Linked DNA regions of Mus musculus: region 1 is linked to region 2. A link is a loop called in an ENCODE intact Hi-C map of the cell type or tissue named here. Cell type or tissue: left cerebral cortex. All regions are shown on one strand. Each heading gives the region's core, and the rest is flanking DNA. Links, peaks and the distances in the headings are about the cores only.

Region 1 (10,485 bases), core at 1-8,000, 68 kb after region 2:
AGATGGACGGATGCTTGCAAACACTCTCAGCAAGTTGCAGCCTGAATGCTTCTTTGGTCTGTTTAAAAACAAAGAAACAAAAACCACCCCGATAATGGGGAACGCAGTCGAAAATGGAGGTGGCGGCCATATTCTGGAGGATTGTCAAAGCCAACTGGAACAGCAAGCAGCAAGTGAGAACGCACACAAAATTCACACATTGACTTTACCACGGTGGTGGTTAGTTTATGTTATCAGCTTGACTAGATTTAGAATCGCCATGGAAACATCTCTCATTGTGTCTGCAAAGGTGTTTCTGGAAAAAGTTTAGCTATAGTGCTAAGACCCACTCCGAATATGAATGTCTCCATCCAAAGGGCTGGGGTCCTGGCTCGAATAAACAAGCATAGAGAAGAAAGCCAGCTACGTACTAACATCCACCTCTGTTTCCTGACTATGGGTGTGACTTGGTCAGCCAAGGTGCCACCACGCCTTCCCACCACAATGCCCTAAAAAAATATGCCAAAATAAACCCTTTCTTATGTTGCTTTTGCCTGGCGTCTTGACAAAGTAATGAGAAAAGAAAGTAATATGACTGATGCTCAGTGACCTTGCAGAGACAACTTTACTGTTCTCTGCCTTGATTCCCTGGCTTATAAATGGAGATGATGACAACAATACCTACGACATAATTGTTGTAAGGATTGGTGACAATCCAGATAAGGTATCTGTGAAGTTCCAAACATACCACGTGGCTACCTTTTAAAGGATCATAGGCAAATTTCCAAAGTTTGCTGTTTAGCTCAGTAAACAATGAGAGGTTTGCTTTGGAGCTGAAACTGCTGTGTCAGACTAATTGGGACAGAGGAAGTCCCAGAGATTAGTAAGAAAAAGATGGTTACCGGTAATCTAGAACATGTGTCAGTGGCCTGTGCAGCATCTGGCTGCATCATGCCATGACTTCCTCATCTGTAGTGAATATTCTCTCATACAGTTTAGCCACACAGCCCATGCTATACCTCAAGGCCTTGCCATCACCGCTCCAAACCACACCAACTTCAAAGGCCACAAAATGAAATATCCGAGGTTTCATCACAATCCCCCTCCAGTCCTCTTCTCTTCCATTTGCCCAAGTACAGTCTCTGTGATCATCTGACCACCACCTCATCATCGCTGTCTACCCGTAAGTCCACATTTACCTTCATATGCACACACGCACATGCACTTGCACACACATGCACACACACACACACACGCATGCACACACATCCCATTCATCATTATCATCACCTAATTGCAAATCCCTTTATCTTTTTCTTGCTGTAGTTATTATTGTTGAGACAAAGTCTCATGTAGCCTAGGCTGGCTACAAACTTGTCATGTAGCCCATATTGGCTTTGAACTACAGTTCTTCCTGCCTTTACTTCTCAGATACTGTGGGCAGGTCCCCTTAACTTGTTTATCCTTTGACTCCATCAAATGTACCCATATTCCCTTGTGGCCTTGCTTACTCATCTGCATTGACAATAGGAAGCAAAGAAGACACACGTGAGGGAAAGCTAAGAGACAAGACTGAGGAAACTTGGCTTCTAATGAGACATAAGGTTGATAAAAATGGATGACCAAGGAAAAGGTGGCTTTGCTCATATAGATAGAAATATTACAAAGATAAGAAAATATGTAAGGAAATGATGTTATTTTGAATTTTGAATATAAATTTGTGTCTATGCTGATAAATCTATAGGTGTCTGATCAACAGACAGAGAAATTAAAGTATACCGAGGAAGGAAGGACAAATGAGTCTGGGAGCTAGTGATGGAGAAGTAATTGCTAAAACCCCTGAGCATGTAGGACTGGCAAGGGGGATAGTGCAGTGCATGAAAAAGAGAAAACAAAGCAAAAACAAAAAACAAAGAGATGCAGAAGAGGGAAACTACCACTCATGCTTCATTCTATACCCAAGAGACAGTAATGAGAACTCTGTTCGTGTCTAATGTTCCCCGTAAGGAAGACAAAGACCTTGTACTTTAGGTCAGGAAAACAGTTTTGTTTGCTGATATGACCTCAAATCCAGAATAGCGTCTGGCGCAAACAACTTTAAGAATCAGCAGAAACACGGGCAGTAAAAGCCAAGTGCAGTGGGCACTTTGCCTGGCTGAGGACGATCCACTGTGGGAGAAATGGGAACTGGGAGAAGCAGAACAGTCCTGGAGCTTCATCAGGAGATAACAGGCCTCCACCAAAGGCCCTTCGAAAGCACCGTGCCTCCCCATAGCTGGATGGAAGATTCTATAGCTACTCAGGACCAAAGTCAGAGGGTATTATACAACTGAAGGAAGTTAGGATGTCCTACCTAAGTGTGGAGGCCCAGAAAAAAAAATGGGGGGGAAAATGGAGATGTACCCAAGGAAAATGGAAGAAAATGTCATCCTTGGGAGTTTTCACCAAGTGATTGATAGCTATACAGCACAAATAGAAAGGCATATTGCCTCTTTAGGACTGATCTTCCCATGTGAAAACTAAACTATCTGGTATCAAATATATATATATTATATTTTATATAAATACATACACACACACACACATATATATATATATACATATATATATACCTGTGTGTGTGTGTGTCTGTGTATGTGTAAATATATATTTGGACAGCTGAGGTCCCTCAGCGCTGACCAGATTTCACTATGAGTCATACCACATAACTTGGGGTGAGTGGATACCAGTATGCCTTCTTCTCAGAGGTATGCGTAGATGCCCCAGGAACTGAGCTTAGAAGATGCTCCTGGAATAGGGCTCCCTTACTGAGCATCACCCAGACTCTGCTAATGACCTGGCACCATCAGTTTCTGTCCTCTGCCCACAGATGAGACCAGGACCAGAAAGTCTTCCTCCATCTCAGCCTAAGACCCTGACCATGACTTTCTTACTAAGCAGGGCCAGAACCAAGTCCCATGGTCTACACAATGAAGGAAGCATGAGAGATTTCTCTGGCCCCACAACTGACAATGCCAGACTTGTCCATGTTTATGAAACCCTGAACCCAAGTTCCCAGGTCAACCTTGACCTTCCTACTCCTCTCCTTTTTTTTTTTAATCTTTATTTATTATTATATGTTAGTACACTGTAGCTGTCTTCAGACACAACAGAAGAGGGCATCAGATCTCATTACAGATGGTTGTGAGCTACCATGTGGTTGCTGGAATTTGAACTCAGGACCTTCAGAAGAGCAGTCGGTGCTCTTAACCACTGAGCCATCTCTCCAGCACCTCTCCTTATATAATAAAGTGTCCACCACCACCCCTCAAAAGCATCCTTGAGCTTTCTCCCAGCCCTTGTCTTAAGCAGTACTAGACATCTTGCCTAAGATTTGGTCCTGTGTGAATCACGAGTTCAAAGAGAAACTGGTCTTTTAATTGCTCACTCAAGTCTAGGACTCTAGATTTTGATCAGAGGAGGGGAAGGTGGTACCAAGAGACAGGAAAAGAAGAAACAGCAAAAACTCCTGCCAGCTTTGATTTTGTTTCAAAGGCCAACCAGGTTGTTACATTTTAACTATTAGCCTCCTACTTACTCCTGACATGCCTCCTATGCCAGGCTGATTCATCCAACCCCAACCCAGGTGTCCTTCCCCTGCCTCTCTTCTGGAGGTCCCGACTTACTTAGCACGGCTGTCCACAGTAGCATATGGCACAAAGTCCGTGAGAACACATGGACAGTCCAGTTGCTCTCCATGGGGATCAGTAGGAACGGCAGGATTCCCATCAGCTCTGGAGCGAGTCAGCTGCAGGCACAGGCTTCCCTCCCGGCTTGGCAGATAGTACCCAGAGAACAGACAAAATTGTGAAGTCCAAATGGGGAAGTGAAAAGAAACGGTCTGTTTAATCCTGGGCTCCTCCCCTTCCACCCTCTTTCCTTTCATCCGTTCTCTATTAGAAGACTCAGGACTTACCAGAATAAACTGGATTCAGCTCAAATCACAGAAAATTTTTTAGACACTGAGAAACAACTCCCTTCATGTTCTGCTGGAGCCGTAGCTGACCTGGACGTCTGGTACAGAGAGGGAAAACTTCACCCCAACGCAGCTCAGAAGTCATTTGCCTCAGTCTGTGATGGAGGATGGCAAGAGTCTTGAAGGTCCAGTCTGTGGGATCTGGACTCCTCCAGAAACTGAATAAAGGTACCCACAACCACTTACCACCATCTGGGTTTCTCTGTTATCACAATCCCCAGCTCACTGTTGGATTGTAGACCAAAAGCTAGGCCATATGTGAGAACAGCAGTAGAACACTCATCCTTCACATACATTCCTCTCCACTCGCTCCTCTGTAAGTACCTATCGAGCATCGGTCTGTGCCCTAGTCCTGAATCCCTCCCCCGCCCCACTGCACTACTTACTCTTCTCACTGCTATGGCATGATAAAAGATCATAGGGTTCCAAGCTGTAAGAACAAGTTGTGGGCACCAGAACTTCTGAGAACATCTGGCTCCCTGGTCTGTAAAATGAAGATCAACATTTCTACCCATTCGAACAAAGTTTCTCAGATTCTGCAGCAATGACATTTTTAGCAGAAAAACATTTTTAAAGAAGTGTATTGTTGTATAATGCAGGCTGGCCTGGAACCGGCTGTGTAGCCCAGGGTAGCCCAGGGTAACCTCAGGCTTGAGCTCTTCCACCCTCAGTCTCCAGGATACTGAGATTGCAGGTATGCAGTGCCAGGATGGCTGTCACATAACTCTGGTGAGGGCTTGTCCTGTGCACTGTAGAATGCTTAGCAACACAGCCTGCTGCTACCCACTAGGTCGCAGAAAATCTCTCTTGGTCGTGAAAAAAAAGAGACTTAAGGCTTTAGTAAACATTCCTCCCAAACAAGGTGGTTAAAACTGTCACTGGTAAAGAATCAACTGTACTCGAGGTTTTTTGGGGAAAAAAAAAAGGACTATGAATGTATCACGGATGGATCCTATTTTTGTTTTTCTTGCTTCCTGTCAGCATCCCCAGATGATGCAATTTTGGGGACCAGTTTTGGGGAGCTCTTCTGAGGCCTCTTTCCAAAATGCTCTGTCAGGAAGCATGCTGTAATAGTAAAGGAAATGACATTATAAAACCATCTTACACTCTGTGGTCTTCAGAAACCTTCAACAGTTCCACCCTATCTACCCTATGACTTTACTACAGGTGCCATCTCATCTCCCAGCCCCGCCCCTGCCAGCTCTTATCTGAATTTTAACCTATGGGAAGAGAGCAATGGGATGACATCAGTACTTTAAATATATCATTAGAATAGAGAGCATCCTGATTTACCTCCGACTGGGACCATTGATTGCTGTGCGGAGGTCAGTGACAAGGAGGTCATCGCAGTGTCACCCAGGACTGTGCTGATGGCAGTAGAGGTTAAAAGTAAACCCGGGAGACATCCAGAGACCTGCCAACCACCATGCCACCCAGTTCTGGTGCTTGGCAGGGAAAGACCCCGAGATCTGCTCTCTACCACAAAGCCCAGACAGGCTGCAGACAGAGTCCTGCCTGCCGCCATGATGATCAGCCTGAACAGCGTGAGAGAAGGAAGATATCCTCAGACCTGCCTGCTGCTACTCTGTGTGAAGGCTCTGTGTGCCTTCCCCTAGCCTTGAGAGGCTGATTTAGACCTTGTTTATGCTACAGCCGGCTATTCCACCTCGGGTGGAGTCTTCCGACCTAGGTAAAGACTATTGCCCTGCCATATCTGCAGCTTCTTCCAAGATGCCACTACCTGCTGAGAGGCTGAGCTTGTGAGTTCCTGACAAGCCACGAGATCCTGGCATAGTAGGAGATGGGCTTCCCCCCTTTTAGAGTTCAGATTCAAAAAGGAAACATCGGGCCTTGATCAGAAACTTTGTCTTGGTCTCATTCTTCTCTTGCCACCCCTCCCACACAGCCCCAGCGTTCCTTTCAGGCACCCAGCCGTAGTCACACAGAAGCTTGCCTGACTCCATGCTACGTGGTACAGAAGGGGGGAGGGGGGGAACCAGCCATAGACCCTCTGCTGCCATGCCTTAGGAGAGGCTATAGACCAAGCCATGCCACGCTGTGCAGGCAGAGGTCACCCAGAGGCTCTCCAGCCACATGCCCTGCCTGGAGTGGGAGCCACTACAATGTGCAAGTGTGTAGTGCACAGATGGGAGAGAAAGAGAAGTAGAGTCATTTGAGTACTGTGAAGGAAGATGGAACTGGAGACTAGAGGGAAGAGAGGCAAAGCCTGTTGTGGAATAGCCAGACCCCCTACCTGAGGCCATGATGACGTCCCCGCCCATGCTATTGCTGAGGACCTGGATCTGGATCCGTGGCTAAGCAGTGGCAGGGGTCGATGTCAGTATCGGTGGCTCATATTGCCACTAGAGACCATGAGGTTGTCCTGGGGTCTGGGCAGCCACCAGCTACCCAGGTGATGTGCAGAACCGGCCCCACCCCTCACTGTGAACTGTGAATTGCTGGGCACTTGCAAAAGGGCTGGTCCTGCTGATCCAAAGCTGCAGGATCTCCATGACACAGGGCAACAACAGGATAACAAGGCGGAGTCGCGGTAAGGATCCAGTACTGATGGTGTCACAGAAGCCAGAGACCTCAGACCAGACCAATGACTCACTGCAGTGAACATTTGCAAGTGAAGATGTGTGGACAAAGAGGTATATTGTGGGACAGACACACTGTGGCACACCACAGCTTCCTCTGTGAGAGGTTTCTATGCTTTGTTTTGTTTTGTTTTGTTTTGTTTGTTTGTGTATTTTTATTGAGGGAGGTTACAAGGGCAGAGAGTAGATACTAGAGGATGGGAAAATGAGTGGGACTGGGGTGTGTGCTGCAAAACTCACAGAACCATTAAAAAGTTTAAAAGTAATAATAATAATATAAAATGTGTCCATCTGGGGGAAAAAAAGATGAGTAAGTTTCTCAGTCATGTTGGATCAGTGAAGTCACACTCCAGTGTGATATGCTGCCCCCCAAACTTTGACTTTTTTTCCTTTGGGACATTAAAAAAACTATACCCCTTTTAAAAGACCAAAAGACAAGGAAACATAAGAACAGTATATAGTTACCATACTAAGAAACAAAATGTAATTATGTAAACATAGAGATGCTAACTAACTGTGAAGCAGGCTCTAGACTTACCTGATTACAGCAATCCCAGGTCATGCTCAATTTGCACAGGAAGAAACTTCACTTCAAAGAAGCTAAAATAGTTCGTTCTAGGCTAGATGACCCTAAGGGACAGAGTCAGAGCACAAAGCCAGTGTGTTGAGTATTAAAGCTTTGTGCTGACTATAGTGTTCAGTCAGCTTTCCAAACTCTTCGGGAACCTTTGAGTCTGTGTTTGTGAACTCTCGCACTGACTCGATCTTCATTAGGGTTTCTATAGATGCAACAAAACACCAAGATGATGGTAGTTTGTATAAGCTCAGCCCAGGGAGCGGCATGATTAGAAGGTGTGGCCCTGTTGGAGTAGATGGGTGTGGATTATAAGTCTCTCATTCTAGCTGCCTGGAAGCCAGTGTTCTGCTAGCAGCCTCCTGATGAAAATGTAGAATTCTCAACTCCTCCTGCACCATGCCTGCCTGGACCCTGCCATGTTCCTGCCTTGATGATAATTGACTGAGCCTCTGAACGTGTAAGCCAACCCCAATTAAGTGTTCCTTTTAAGACTTGCCTTGGTCATAGGGTTCACAGCAGTAAAACCCTAACTAAGAAGTTGGTTCCAGGGACTGGGGTATTGCTGTGATAGGCCTGACCATGCTTTTGTTTTGAAGAATATGGATGTTGGGACTTTGGATTTGAAAAGTAGTGGAATGCTTTAAGTGGGACTTAATGGGCCATCCTAGTAGGAATATGGAAGACTTTGTTGCTGTGGGCGATTTGAATTGGGCAGACCTGGCTCAAGAGGTTTCAGTGGAGAATAATTTCAGTACGTGGCCTAGAGACTGTTTTTGTGGTATTTTGGTGGAAAAAAATGTGGCTAATTTTTGCACTTGTCTGAAGAGTGTGCCTGAGTCTGAGGTGAAGAGACTCGGATTTATTGCACTGACAAAAGAAGTCTCAGAAACGCCCACCATAGACTTCTCTAGTTAAGTTGCATGAAGAGCATTTTAAACAAGCATAGCAAGCTGAGAAAGGGGTGGTTTGAGTATTAAAGAGGCACCAAGAAGTGAAATGGAGCTGAATCCTGTGTTCAAGGATATTACACTGAATTAAGGGAGTGGGATTTGGGGCAAGATCCTACCCAGTTAAGTTTAGATCCCGCATAGTGGTGTCTTTAGTCCCAGGAAACAAAGCCAAGCAGATCTGTGAGTTCAAGGCCAGCCTGAGACAGAGCAAGTTCTAGGTGAAGAAAGCTTAAATCCAGGCATGGTGGTACACACCGTCAATCCCAGGAGACAAGCATGCAGATCTATGAGTTCAAGGTCAATCTACAGAGCAAGATCCAGGACAGCCAAGCTTAGGTAATGAAGGGGTTGGAAAAGAGGAGGGTAATGATAATGTAATAGAACAAAGGGGCCATGTTCCAGCTTCTGCAAGCAGCAGAACTTAGCAGCCTTGGACAAATGTCTCTGACTTTATATTTAAGAGGAAAAGACAATTGATGCTGGTTAGCTGGAGCTAAGAAATTACTGGTGATTAAGAAGAAGCCAGCATCACTGAGGTAAAATCTTCTGAGAAGTGTTTTATGAGACCACAATGAACCTGTGTTCCAGAGATGACCAAGGTTATACCTTGCACTGCAGCTGTACTTGGTAATGTGTAAGAATCACCCAGCTGGCACTGGTTTTGAAGGCATGAGGGGGACATGAATAACAGCTGAGGATTGGCACTGTTAGTGGCCATGGAAGCCCATTCATGAAGGTGCAGCCTCAGTTGCAGTTGATGGCCCAGGACTGAAGGGGTCATGCAAAGGAGTTGAGGCTTGGCACCATGAAGAGAGTCTATAAGAGGCTATTGATAAAGCCTAAGTGCAGCAGAAGACCACAGTGTATTGGAGATGCCAGTACCGTGGGATGATCACCAAGAATAGCAGCAGTAGAGTAGATCAACCTGAGCTTACAGTGCTATAGAGGGCAGAGGTGAGGAAGTGACACCAGCCCTTTGGAGGAACCCAGAAGATCATGTGTGGATCCCTGACATTGAAACAAGAAGTTGTAACATTGAAGTTGCTTTGGAGACTTCAAGATGTTTGAGATGCCAGAGCCATTGGTTATCTGCCGAGGAAAGCAGCTAACAGGGAGTGGAACCAGCCCAAGAGAAAGAAGTTTGTTGTAGTCAACAAAGATGAAAAAGGAGTTGGAGATCTGAAGAATGCGTTAACATCAGCCTTGGAGATACAGAGTTTGGACTTTGCCTAGCTGGTTTCCTGTCTTGCTTTGAGGATAACAGTTAAGTGATTTGATGAATCTCAGAAGAGACTTTGAACTTTGGACTTTTAACATTATTGGGACTGCTATAGCCTATGGGGACTTTGGAAATTGGACTAAATGTATTTTGCATTATGCTATGTTTAGGTATGGTCCCCATATACTCATATGTTTGAACAAGTCTATGGGGACCAGGGAGTAGAATGTGATGGTTTGTATGTGCTTAGCCAGGGAGTGCCACTATTAGAAGGTGTGGCCGTGTTTGAGTAGGTGTGTCACTGTGGGTGTGGGTTATAAGTCTCACATTCTAGTTTCCTGGAAGCCAGCATTCTGCTAGCAACCTTCATATGAAGATGTAGAACTCTCAGCTCCTCCTGCACCATGCCTACCTGGACCCTGCCATGCTCCTACCTTGATAATAATGGACTGAACCTCTGAACCTGTAAGCCAGCCCCAATTAAATGTTCTTTTTAAAAGTTGCTTTAGTTATGGTGTCTGTTCACAGCAGTAAAACCCTAAGACAATGACCAAAAAGCAAGTTGGGGAGAGAAGGATGTATTTGCCTTACACTTCCATATGCTGTTCTTCATTGAAGGAAGTTAGGTCATGAATTCAAACAGGGCAGGAACCTGGAGGCAGGAGCTGATGCAGAGGCCAGGGAGGAGTGCTGTGTACTGATTTACTTATAGGACCCAGAATCTCCAGCCCAGGGGTGGCCCTACCCAAAATGGGCTGGGACCTCCCCAACCAACCACTAAGAAAATGCCTTAAAGCTGGATCTTGTGGAGGTATTTTTTCAATAACTTCCAGACAACTCTAGCTAGTGTCCCTGAAGCTCCATGCCTGTTGGCATGGTTGTGGCAGCTTCGAGCAGCCTCATTTGTTTATACTGCATGTGTGGTTTTCTCTGAGCACTCAGATGTGAAGAGGGTCAGAAAGGTTTGCACACTGAGTTTTCTCAGACCCAACCATTTCACTGAGATGGCAGATCAAGACAATATCTTTTGGAAAAACTACCAAGTGAGAAAGTAACAAAACCAGGTAGGGCATTTCCAGAAACACTAAGCTGAAACCAAACCCGGAGACTCTTTCCTGATGCAGCTGGAAGGGACAACATAGGAG
Region 2 (10,822 bases), core at 1,481-9,480:
AGGAAGAGAGAGAGGAAGAGGAGGTGGAAGGAAGATGGAGCAGAACCTCATGGTCTGGAGGAGCCAAAAGTAGCAAGAGATCTCATAGCTGGGGAATAGAGTGGGGTAGTGGTAGATCTGCCCAATCTAGGCATGCAGTTTATAAATATTATAACTGAGTTGTGTGTTCTTTGCATGGACTTGTTGGGGTTGGAGATTTACAACAATTCCTAGGGACACTTTTACGGACATTCTGGCAATTTTTACTTCTGGTAAACATTCTTATGGACCTAAGGAGTATGCATCTGTCTTCCAGATGTTCATTTGCACATCTTCCCCCAGCCTCTAAGAATCAAGATGTTAAGCCCAAGTTTTGGTGTCTTTTCTGCCTGCCCGGGAGACTTATTGCAAAAGAATCGAGACACATTTTCTCTCTGCATTCATCACAGAGTTCCAGGATGCTGTAGAGAAAATATCATGTGTCTGTATGGATTTGGCATCTGTCAATAATTAATTTGATGGCCTAAACAGGAAATAGGAGGTGGGGCATCCAGTAGGCAGAAAGGATCTGGGAGAGTGCTGGGTGAGAGAGATTCTCCTGGGAAGATGTGACAAGACAGACACACTGTACCTGAGCACAGGCACATGACAGAATGTAGGTTAGTTAAGTTATGGTCTAGTCAGAGAAGAACCTAGCTATATGGCCAAGGCATTTGTAAATATATTTTGAGTCTGGGAGCATGGAGCTGGGGAGGAAAGACCACCCAGCTTCAACATTCTGTGGTGTGGCTGATTCCCAGAGAGGCCTTTCGATCTGATAGTCAATTACTTTAGCTTCCTTAAGCCTAAATCAGGTTCACTTCCTGTTGCAACTCCCAACTTCACATTTCAGACCTGTCTGCTGACTCCATGGTTTCTTTTTTCATTAGGCTTTGAGGGGGAAACAGCTGATTTCCTATACTTCCTTGGCGTGAGGAAGAGTTGTGGCCAAAACAAAACAAAAATCTCTTCACACATCTTCCCTCCTTCCATATCCCCTCTGTATCCTTGTGACTTCAACCGTGTCCGTTGTAGATTCCGCAAATGATGACCCAGCTCCGGTGCAATCTCAGTGTTTACATCCTGTCACAAGTGGGGTTTGCTTAATTGTAAAAACTAAGAATAAACTTTTGTTCTTGTGCTCTGTTTGCCTGAGACTCACCTCACCTGAAGAACTGTTGCCAGCTGTGGGTGTCATGTTCTCAATCAAACACAGACTAACTGGGGTATTCAGGAAAGACTGGATGGAGAAGAGATTCTAAGTTGCAACTCCTGGCAAACAGTTTGAAAAAAGAGAGAGAGAGAGAGAGAGAGAGAGAGAGAGAGAGAGAGAGAGAGAGAGAGAGAGAGAGAGAGAGAGAGAGAAGAAAACCTTTCTTTGAGGAAACCCAGCCATGAGCCTAAGTGCTGTTCTATCTGGGGGCTTTTCTTGGGAACTGTCCTTGTGGTTCCCCTGTTCCTCTGAGTCCTTCTGAAGGAGAGAGAACCAGTCATTATCTTAACTGACTATTTTGTTGTCTTAGCCGATTTTCTCTTTTTGGGTCATCTCTCTCCCAAGCTTGTTTCAAATTCCAGAAACACAAAAGGCCTGTAGGTAAATTCCTCATGATAAGAACCGACAGAGGTAATACGCAGGTTTAGTGGTGTATGAATCCCAGCACTGAGGAGGCGGAGGCAGAGACAAGAGGACCAGGGAGCTGGAGGGAACCCTGGGCATCATACTGAGTACCAGGCCCATTGGGTTCCAAAGAGAAATACTATCGTAAACCAAACAACAACAACAAAGTGTGTGTATGCACACTCAAGTGCGTGTGCATGTGTGTGTCCCAGAACCATTAAGACATTCACTGCAGGACAATTTAAAATAGCAAAAGTTTAGCTGGGTGTGGTGGTGCACACCTTTAATCCCAGTATCTGGGAGGCAGAGGCAAGTGGATTTCTGAGTTCGAGACCAGCCTGGTCTACAAAGTGAGTTCCAGGACAGCCAGGGCAACACAGAGAAAACCTGTCTCAGAAAATAAATAAATAAAATAGCAAAAGTTTAGAAACAGTCTAACAGTTCACTTATAGGGACTGACAGAGTTGTCTCTAGAGATTTCTGGAATACCTTCCTGTCTTGGGTTCCTAAGAACTGAGGCATCCGCTAGCTGAACACCTCTAATAATTAAAGAATCCATTTATTTGTCTACCCCAGTTAAGGTTACTGCCATTGCCCTCATTTTGTAACCAGAGAACTCAGAAGCTCAGGCCTACACAGCGCTCCCATGGAGGAGAAGGCAAGAGTCTGCTCAAAGGCCCAGGAACATGGAAGACGCAGTGTGCTGGGAGAAGAGCAGAGGTCAGCATGGCTGAGGGTAGGTTAATGCTTCGTGCTCGGACTCTAACCTGGAGAATTTTGTTTAAATTCTCACAACAACAACAAAGATGTAATACAGAGTATGGTGTGAAATAACGGATCTCCACAAAGGTGGGAAGCACTGAGCAAGGACAGAGCCCAAAGTAAGGCTGAGATGCTGTGACAGAGACCTCTGTGCCATCTCATTGGATACATTTGGGACCCATGCCTACTGCCATCTGATATGGAAAGTGCCAGGTTTAGAGTCTGAGGCCTGAATTTAAGATGCAGAAGTGATCAGAGGACCAGAGAAAAAGCAGCTTCCTCTCCAGGAATCAGCAGCCATCTGTCATCTCAGAGTTTGGGGAATAGGTTCCAGGATGCTCTGGGGTAGCTGGCCTGTTCCTGGAATGTGTGCTAGAACGGAAACAGAAGTTAGATTTCCCTGGTGCAGGCATTTCTGAGAAAGCCTCACAGACCCCAGAGGGAGCGATCTTTGTCCTTCCCTCCCATATGAGACTTTGGGAAAAGGACACAGCATATAGTTTTCCTCTTCTACACAGAGTAAATTGGGCTATGATTAAATTTTCCTCTTTACTATCTGCCTCCATCACTAATGCTAAATGGAGGCAGATGGTAAGATGGGAAAGTGAAGGTTGAGGTTGCCAACAAAGTATACTGAGGGAAAGGCTGGCACGCTGGCCTCTGGTCAACTCATTTAATTTGTTGTGGTGGTGTTTTTTTCTTCTTTCTCTTCTTTTTTTTTCTCTCTCTCCCTCCCTTCCTTCCTTCCCTCCCTCCCCCTCCCTCTCTCCCTCCCTCCCTCCCTCCCTCTCTCCCTTCCTTCCTTCCTTCCCTCCTTCCCTCCTTCCCTCCTTTGTTTTGTTTGTTTTGAGACAAGGTCTCACTATGTACACTAGGCTGGGTTTGAACTCACTGAGATCTGACTGCTTCTGCCTCCCTGGGATTTAAGGTATGCACCTCCATGCCCAGAACATTAAAAATTATATATAGTTGTTATCAACATCATCATTGTCATTATTATTATTATTATTGTTATTGAATGATGGGTATTTTGATTATTAAGCTTCTTGGCACTGATGGTAGCTGCTTCCTGTCTAGATCAAGAATAGCAAACAACTTAGGAGAACAAAGTCAGAAGGCAAAAAGAGCCTGGACACTGGAAAGGCTGCCCTGGAAGAGCCTGCATTAGAGAGCTGGGAATTGGAACCTCAAGGACACCGTAGATCAGGTAACTAATCCTGTGATCTGAACATCCGTCCTCAGAATTAGCCAAGTGTCCTCTGACTTCCACAAGGGAAGTGGGTACGCTTGATCTCACACACACACACACACACACACAATGTAAAGACATGTCAGTTGTGGTTAATTGCTCAGAGGGAAATGGGACCTCACGTGCTACTGAAGCAGGTTGAAGGATGGAAGGGTAGAGTTGCTACCAGTTCTCAGCCTTTACTGTGAAGCTTAAGTGAGGAGGATATGATCCCGACATAGAGTAAAGTTAGTTCCACTAAGGTTAGCATGGCAGCTGCTCAGCTGCTCCGGAGTGGCTCTGTCGGGTCACATGGGGACAAAGGGTACCTTTGGGGAGAGTCTAGCACTGGATCTGACCCTTAAAGCCAGAAGGGAGAAGCCCACACTAAAATCTTTACTACAATTGAAATCATACTCGGGATTTTGAAGATATAAACTCATTAGTTAATAGGATTTTGAAAGTTGTTTTAATATAAGAGTAAATTCATAAGCCGGGCGTGGTGGCACACGCCTTTAATCCCAGCACTTGGGAGGCAGAGGCAGGTGGATTTCTTAGTTCGAGGCCAGCCTGGTCTACAATGAGTTCCAGGACAGTCAGGCAGGGCTATACAGAGAAACCTGTCTCGAACCCCCCCCAACAAAACAAAAAAAAAGAGTAAATTTATTGTGAATAATTACAACCTGACCCTAAATTGTTTTAAAGTGCTCATTAACCTTAATGGATTCAATTACAAAAAAAAAAAAAAAAGTCACCCACACTGGACTAGTAAACAACAGCTGTCTACTTCTGGATTATAGAAGGAACATACCACAGAGGATGCTCGCATTTATAAACCATTTTGCAAGGTCAAACTCGCCTACAAGCTATCTAGTAAAGTGGAAATCCACAGCACCACGGGACTTTAAAAACCAACAACCAAAACCACAGCAACAGGAGGGGACACTAACAGCCATGGCTCCAATTTGCACACAAGCTAGATAGAGATCCCGGAGAGAAGACACTAGCCTAGCTGTCCACTCGGCCCTCCATGACAGTGGTCTCTGGGGTTGCGGGGTTCACAGTAACGTGAGAATTGGGTGTCTCGGGGGTCTCTGTAAGCTCATGGAGGGCCTGTGGGTCCTTTAATCCCAGGACCACGCGGCTCAGAAGGCCTTTGAGCAGCTGCATCTCGCGAAGCAGGAGGTCCACCTTGGGCTGAAGAGCTTCGCGCGACTGCTCCGCGGACGCTGGCAGGGGCGCGCAGGCGTGTGGCCCGGCGGTGGCAACATGGCCCGCGGGGAACTGCAGCCCTGCAAAGGTGCTGTTCGGGATGGAAGTGACTGACTGAACGGATCTGGACACTGGGGTCTTCCGGAAGGAAAGCGGCTTGTCCCCCGGCCCCAAGGCTGCAGCCTGTGCGACTGGCGCGGTGGTGGACGCCAGATCCAGGACAGGGCCTGCAACGCAACACGCCTGGTCACCCGTGACTGCTCCACGCGGGGCCGGAGCTATCAGGGGCTGGAGGGCGGAGATGGGAAGGTAGGAAGACTGCGGGATGACCCACGGGATGCAGGAGGCAGGCGTGATGCTGAGCTGCCACTCACCCCGCCCAGGGAGCTGCAGCCACGGGCTGCGTTTCCGTACACTCCGGCTGGTGGTGGCGGCCTCACACCAGTACGATTCGAGCTCCTCGACCTCGGACTCGGGGACAGTGTACTCGGCGCCCCAGTCGAAGCGGCGCACCGGCCGGCTGTACTTGTAGAAGGCGAACTGCAGCGGCGTGTCCCGCTTCTGCGGGTGCAGGCGCGTCTCGCAGCGCAGCACCACGCGGCCGCGCGCCTCCTGCGGGCTTAACGTCCTCAGCACCGGTGTCTGGAACAGCTCTGCGGGGAGGGCGGCCTCAGGGCCCTGATGCTCGTAGGCCGCAAGAGCAATGGGACCCCCACCAGGGCCAACCTGTCCACCGCCCCGGATCCCTCTTTTTCCCTTATCTGGAGAGGGTTCCTCCTTGACCCAGAGAACGAGAAGGAAAAGGAGAAAGAATGAGTGGGACGGGGAAACTGAGGCCACGGAGAAGGATGGAGACAGTTTGAGGGGAGGCGGAATCCTGACAGGTGATAAAAGTTCCATCCTAGCTGTCAATCAGTTGGCATTCTCTAGACTTGAAGGGGACAGCTACGGGTCCCCTTCGTAGTGCGTAGTGACGTAGCACGCCCTTCAGACAGGGCAAGAACTCCTCGCTCCTAAGTGGGAGCCCTAGCTAGAACAAGTAACCTGGATATACGCCATAGGGAAGGGACACCTATAGAGCAGCCCGCGGGGTTCAGCCTCCTCTTTCCCCTTCCGATTCCAGCCCTAGAACTTCCCTGTGATCGTCTCGCCCACCTTGCACGGTCACGGCCACCTTGGAGGAGAACATGGGCGCACTCTCCACTGGGATACGCATGGTGCCAGAGCACTGGTAGTGACCGCTGTCGCTGGCTCGCGCTTGCAGCACCGTGTAGTTGGTGCTAGAGTGGAAATATCTCACAGCCTGGCCGTCGTGGTAGTAGTGAAGTTTGTAGACGACTTTGTCGTACCAGCCACGGCAGCGCATCACCAAGGGCTCTCCCTCGAACACCGCAGCATACGGCACTTGCAGAATTAGCCAGTCTGCAATGGACCCCACAGATAGTATTTACTCTTCAGGAAAAAAAAAATCCGTCTCTGCCGAGCTTGGTGGCACATGCTTTTAATTCCAGCAGTAGGGGAAGTAGAGGCAGGAGGATCCTTATGAGTTCGAGGCCTCCATGGTCTACAAAGCAAGTTCCAGGGCAGCCAGGGCAGTTACACAAAGAAACTAATCTAATCTCAATAAGATGAATCCAACCCAACCCAACCCAACCCAACCCAACTCAAGAAATCCCAGCTCCGCAGGTCACCCTTCTCAGTCTCCCTTCCTCCCGCTCCCTCCCCCCCCCCCTGCCTCCCAGGCCCGCAATCCCCCCACAATCCCTGTGGCTGTTTTCACTCCACCGGTCACCAAAACTTTTTCCTATTTTCTGGTCTGGTGACTAGCACCTGGGATCCTGACTAAACAGGAGGAAAGAAAACGATACCAAGGAAGCAAAGATGTCTCAGATTTGGTTCCAGCCCCATAGAGTCTCCTTTCAAAACCAACCATAGACCCCACAGTATGACTTCAAGCCCTTCCTGACCTAGCCCCTGATAACCTCTTCCCTGACCCCATTTCTTTTTAGCTTGCCTCACCTTTCATTCAACACAAGCTAGACCCAATCACACTGAACTGCTCGGGGGGGGGGGGGGAGGTTCTGTATAGAACCCAGGGCCCTTGTAAAGCTATTTCCTCAACCCAAAAGACACTGCTTCTCAGCTTAAATTCAGACCAGTAGGTCCTGTTAGGCCTTATCTTCTGAAGGAAGCTTCTCTGAGAACAGCCTTAGATATATCCTACAGCGTCTTGAATGTGCCACCACGATTACCATCATCATCACCACCACCATCACCACCACCACCACCACCACCATCATCACTATCATCACCACCACCACCATCACCACCACCACCATCATCACCACCACCATCATCATCACTGCATCTGACACTATCCTTAGGGCATCCTAAATGCCATTTTTGGTATCATAAAATTTTAAATTATTTCATCTATTCATTCATTCATTTGGAATTAGGTGTGTGTACATGTCCAGGTGGGTGTGTTCTCGTGAGTGTATGTGCAAGTGTCAGAGGAGGCAAGAAGAGGGTGCAGTATCCTCTGAGTCTGGAGTTTCAGGTGGTTATGACCCGATGTCCCGTTCTGTCCCAGAGCATGATTCATTCTTAACCTATCTCTCCAGCCCTCATTGTAGCTATTCTTCCCTAACAAAGAGAATTCCACTGGCCAGGTATGCTGGTGCATGCCGGTAATCCCAGCACTTGGAAAGCTGGAGTGGGAGGGTTGAAAACCAAGGCATGCTTGGGCTGCATATGCAGGAGACCCTGTGTCCAGAAAGCTTTGCAAGTCGCAGTTTCTGTGCCACAGTCTGTCTGTCAGCTATGGCCAACCGTGCTTCCACTTTAATGACCTCCAACAGGAAACCTCTACAAGTGTAGAATGCTAATTGAAACACTGACTGGTGTTCTTTAAATGCTTAATAAAAATGAACATCTGCCCAGGAAAGATTATTAATCCTCCATATGACACAGCTAATTATGTACTTTGATGGGTATACCATTATTACTTTTCCTATCCCCTTTGTTGTTGTTGTTGTTGTTGTTTGGTGGCGGTTCTGTTTGTTTGTTATTTGTTCAATACGGGCTGTTATTCACTATGTATCCCTGGCTGGGCTGCAGATTTGCACTCATCCTCCTGCCTCTGCTTCCTGGGTGCAGGGACTGCAGGCCTGCACCATCACACCCAGTGTTCTCATCCCTGTTCTAAAACGCTTCAAATATTTCGAGACAGTTGCTCCTTGATCGACTCCTAGGTGCTCATGTATATGTGCCAACAGCAGAAGTTTTATTAAGTTCTTTGTCCAATCCCCCCCACCTGTCTTCCTTCCTTCTTCCCCCGTCTCTTCCTCTGCCTCATCTCTCTTTTTCTTATTTCATTCCTTGTAAAAAGACCTTTGAGAAAGGGTATTGCTATATGGCCTAGGCTGGCCTCAAACTTGTGGGAATTCTCCTGCCTCAGCCTCCTGAGTGTAAGATTACAGATGCATAATTACTGGCTACTTTTTTTTTAAGATCACAAATAATTAACTTTAATTATGAGATCATTTTTCAAACAAACACATCTTTAATTGTTTCCTCCCCTTCATCTCCGTCCCTCTTCTCTTCCTTGTACCCTGCCACCTCCCACCTCCGGTAGCCTCTCTCGCTATGGAGATTTACATGTGGCATTGGCATTTTGACACACCTCCTCTCCACCTCTTGTTCTCCTCACTTGGCCTCCAGTCTAGTGCCATGAAACAACCCCCAGTTTCAATCCCTTTATTTATATTCACATAGACATTAAAACTCAGAATCCTGGCTGGGCTGATGTGGTGGAGCACAACTTTAATCTTAGCGCTTGGAAGACACTTAGAAGGGGGCAGTAGGTTGATCTCTGTGGGTTCCAGGCCAGCCAGCCTAGGCTACAAAATGAGACTATGTCTAAAAAAAAAATTAGAGAAACAGCAAAAAAACAAACCAAAACAAATATGCAAACAGGACTCTGTTTGGGTGTGGTACATGGCTTTACCTCAGTATTCAAGAGGTAGACACCAAAAAATCCTTGTAGTTCAAGGCTAACCTAGTATACACAGTGAGTTCCAGGCCAGTCAGGGATCCGAGAGAGAGAGAGAGGGAGAGAGAGAGAGAGAGAGAGAGAGACAGAGAGACAGAGAGAGACAGAGAGAGACAGAGAGAGACAGAGAGAGACAGAGAGAAACAGAGACAGAGACAGACAGAGACAGAGAGAGACAGAGACAGAGACAGAGACAGAGACAGAGAGACAGAGGAGGGGGAACTTAGGATTCTGGGTTCCAGTAGTGTCAGGAGAGCACAATTTTTGACTTTCTGAAACCAGGTCACCCCACTTAATAAATTAATAATATTAATTTGCTTCATGCTCCATCAGGAAGACGGGGAGGGGGATGGCTTTTGGACCAGGAAATCTTTACTGCAGGCTTCTGCCTACTCCAGAGACTCAAGGTGGTTCTGTGTGACCTTTTTTTTTTTTTTCTTCTTGTCCCCTGGGAATAGCCCGATGTCTACTCTGCCAGTAGGGCCAGCACTCACCGTTAGACACAGAGAGGTGGATAGGATCACTGACGGGTGCTCCTCGTGTCTGACATCGATACACCCCTGGTGCCTGCACCTCGATGCTCTTCTTGTGGGAAGGCAGGAGGACATGGCCCAGGTACCAGAGAGTGCTAATGGGCCGGAGCTCCAGCAGCAGAGGGTGGTATCCATCACATCTCAGGGTTACTCGCTCTCCCTTGAAGATGGTGGTCCAAGGTGGGTGTAGAGTCAGTACAGGCTTCTCCAGAGTAGCTGGGGATGTGGGGGATGGGGCCGTGTGAGGAAGTAAAGTAAGATGAGGTGCTTGCCCAAAAATAAAGTCCCAGGATTGGGAATTGTTGGGAAACACCAGTTTCTGGGTCCCAGCCCACAGAGGAACCAACCCTGGCAATGAGGGAGACCACAGACATGAGGCTGCAGACAAGGAATCTATTAATCATAAGCCATTTCTGACCGTGTCTATGCTCAAGAACATTTAGTCATCAAGATTGGGCAAGAGTGGGGGGGGGAATACCATCTCAGAACAGCCAGGAACTGGGGCATCTACCCTCGTGGAACTCATCAAAACTTGGATGAGAGATGTATAAGACTTACCAGCTTTTCCACTTCTTGGAACTGCAAAGCAAGAAAGAAGGAAGAGGTTGAGGACTGTCCTCAGTGACAGGAAAGACTCTTGATCCTGGGAAAGCCTGAGTTTCCTTTGTCCATACCAAATTACCCAGCTTTGAGAAAGCTAGCTCCATTTCATCACCCCAAGGCAGACAGAGAACCATATGAAACCTGAGGTCAGCAAAGGTGGCTGCTCTCTTATCCCACATAACCCTGCCCTGTCATACTCTCCCCCTCCCCAAATCCTGCTGATGCCCCCTCATTACTGACTCACCCAGAAGCAGGAGGGCTGCAAGCATCCACATAATGACTCTGCCTGCAGGCTCGGTAGAGGTTGGAGGCATGGATGTGGGGCAGAGAGAAAAAAGATAGATGGAAGCAGACATTGGGAACTGGGAGACACTGTTGCTTCTTCTGTCCATTCCCACTTCCTCAAGATGGTGGAACACAAAGACCAGGATGTCACCTGAGTGTGTTACTCACCTACCCCAAGCATCAAGCACTGTCCTATCTACCCCTCTGTAGCCATGTTCCAGCTCAGCCCAGCCTTGACTTCTATAGAGAAGCCCTATAGAGCTGTGACTTCTACCACTCTCAAGAGTCACATAGATTCCCCAGGCTCCATTGGGTCCATCAATATCCCACTCCCACCCCAACCTTTCCCTAGTAGCCAGTCCCATTGATGTTCATAAAGCCCATCTTATTCCTGCTTAATCCCTGATGACAGGTATTCTTGGTGTGAGGCCTAGAGAGGTCATTGTGTGTTCCGAAGCAGAGCTTATATCCTCCCACCCATGGGTAGACAGAAAGGCGTGATTCATTCA

The links. A loop is a pair of places that touch in the nucleus more often than their neighbours do. Peaks named below come from ENCODE experiments on the same cell type or tissue, not always from the same donor. Only the 100,000 strongest peaks of a DNase experiment are listed, where the experiment ranks them.
Region 1: it touches region 2 in a loop (2.6-fold over the local background); 8 of 42 quality-filtered maps call a loop at or near these places.

The regions. Positions count from the first base shown.
Region 1 is chr1:170,972,257-170,982,741 of GRCm38, forward strand. Fcgr2b (Fc receptor, IgG, low affinity IIb) reads right to left here and starts at 3,815. Exons shown (of 7, transcript NM_010187.2): 1 at 3,645-3,815. The coding sequence starts at 3,747. Gm34968 (a long non-coding RNA gene) reads right to left here and starts at 6,499. Exons shown (of 3, transcript XR_003948187.1): 1 at 6,249-6,499; 2 at 5,288-5,361; 3 at 4,872-5,059. In left cerebral cortex, for the core only: no CTCF peak of the experiment used is centred there; DNase peaks (open chromatin) are centred at 3,854, 4,696 and 4,845.
Region 2 is chr1:170,902,639-170,913,460 of GRCm38, forward strand. It overlaps Fcrlb (Fc receptor-like B), which reads right to left and starts at 10,303. Exons shown (of 6, transcript NM_001029984.2): 1 at 10,273-10,303; 2 at 9,984-10,004; 3 at 9,387-9,641; 4 at 5,994-6,260; 5 at 5,213-5,491; 6 at 4,635-5,065. The coding sequence starts at 10,303. The coding sequence ends at 4,635. In left cerebral cortex, for the core only: no CTCF peak of the experiment used is centred there; DNase peaks (open chromatin) are centred at 5,323, 5,887 and 6,066; H3K4me3 peaks cover 1,624 bases.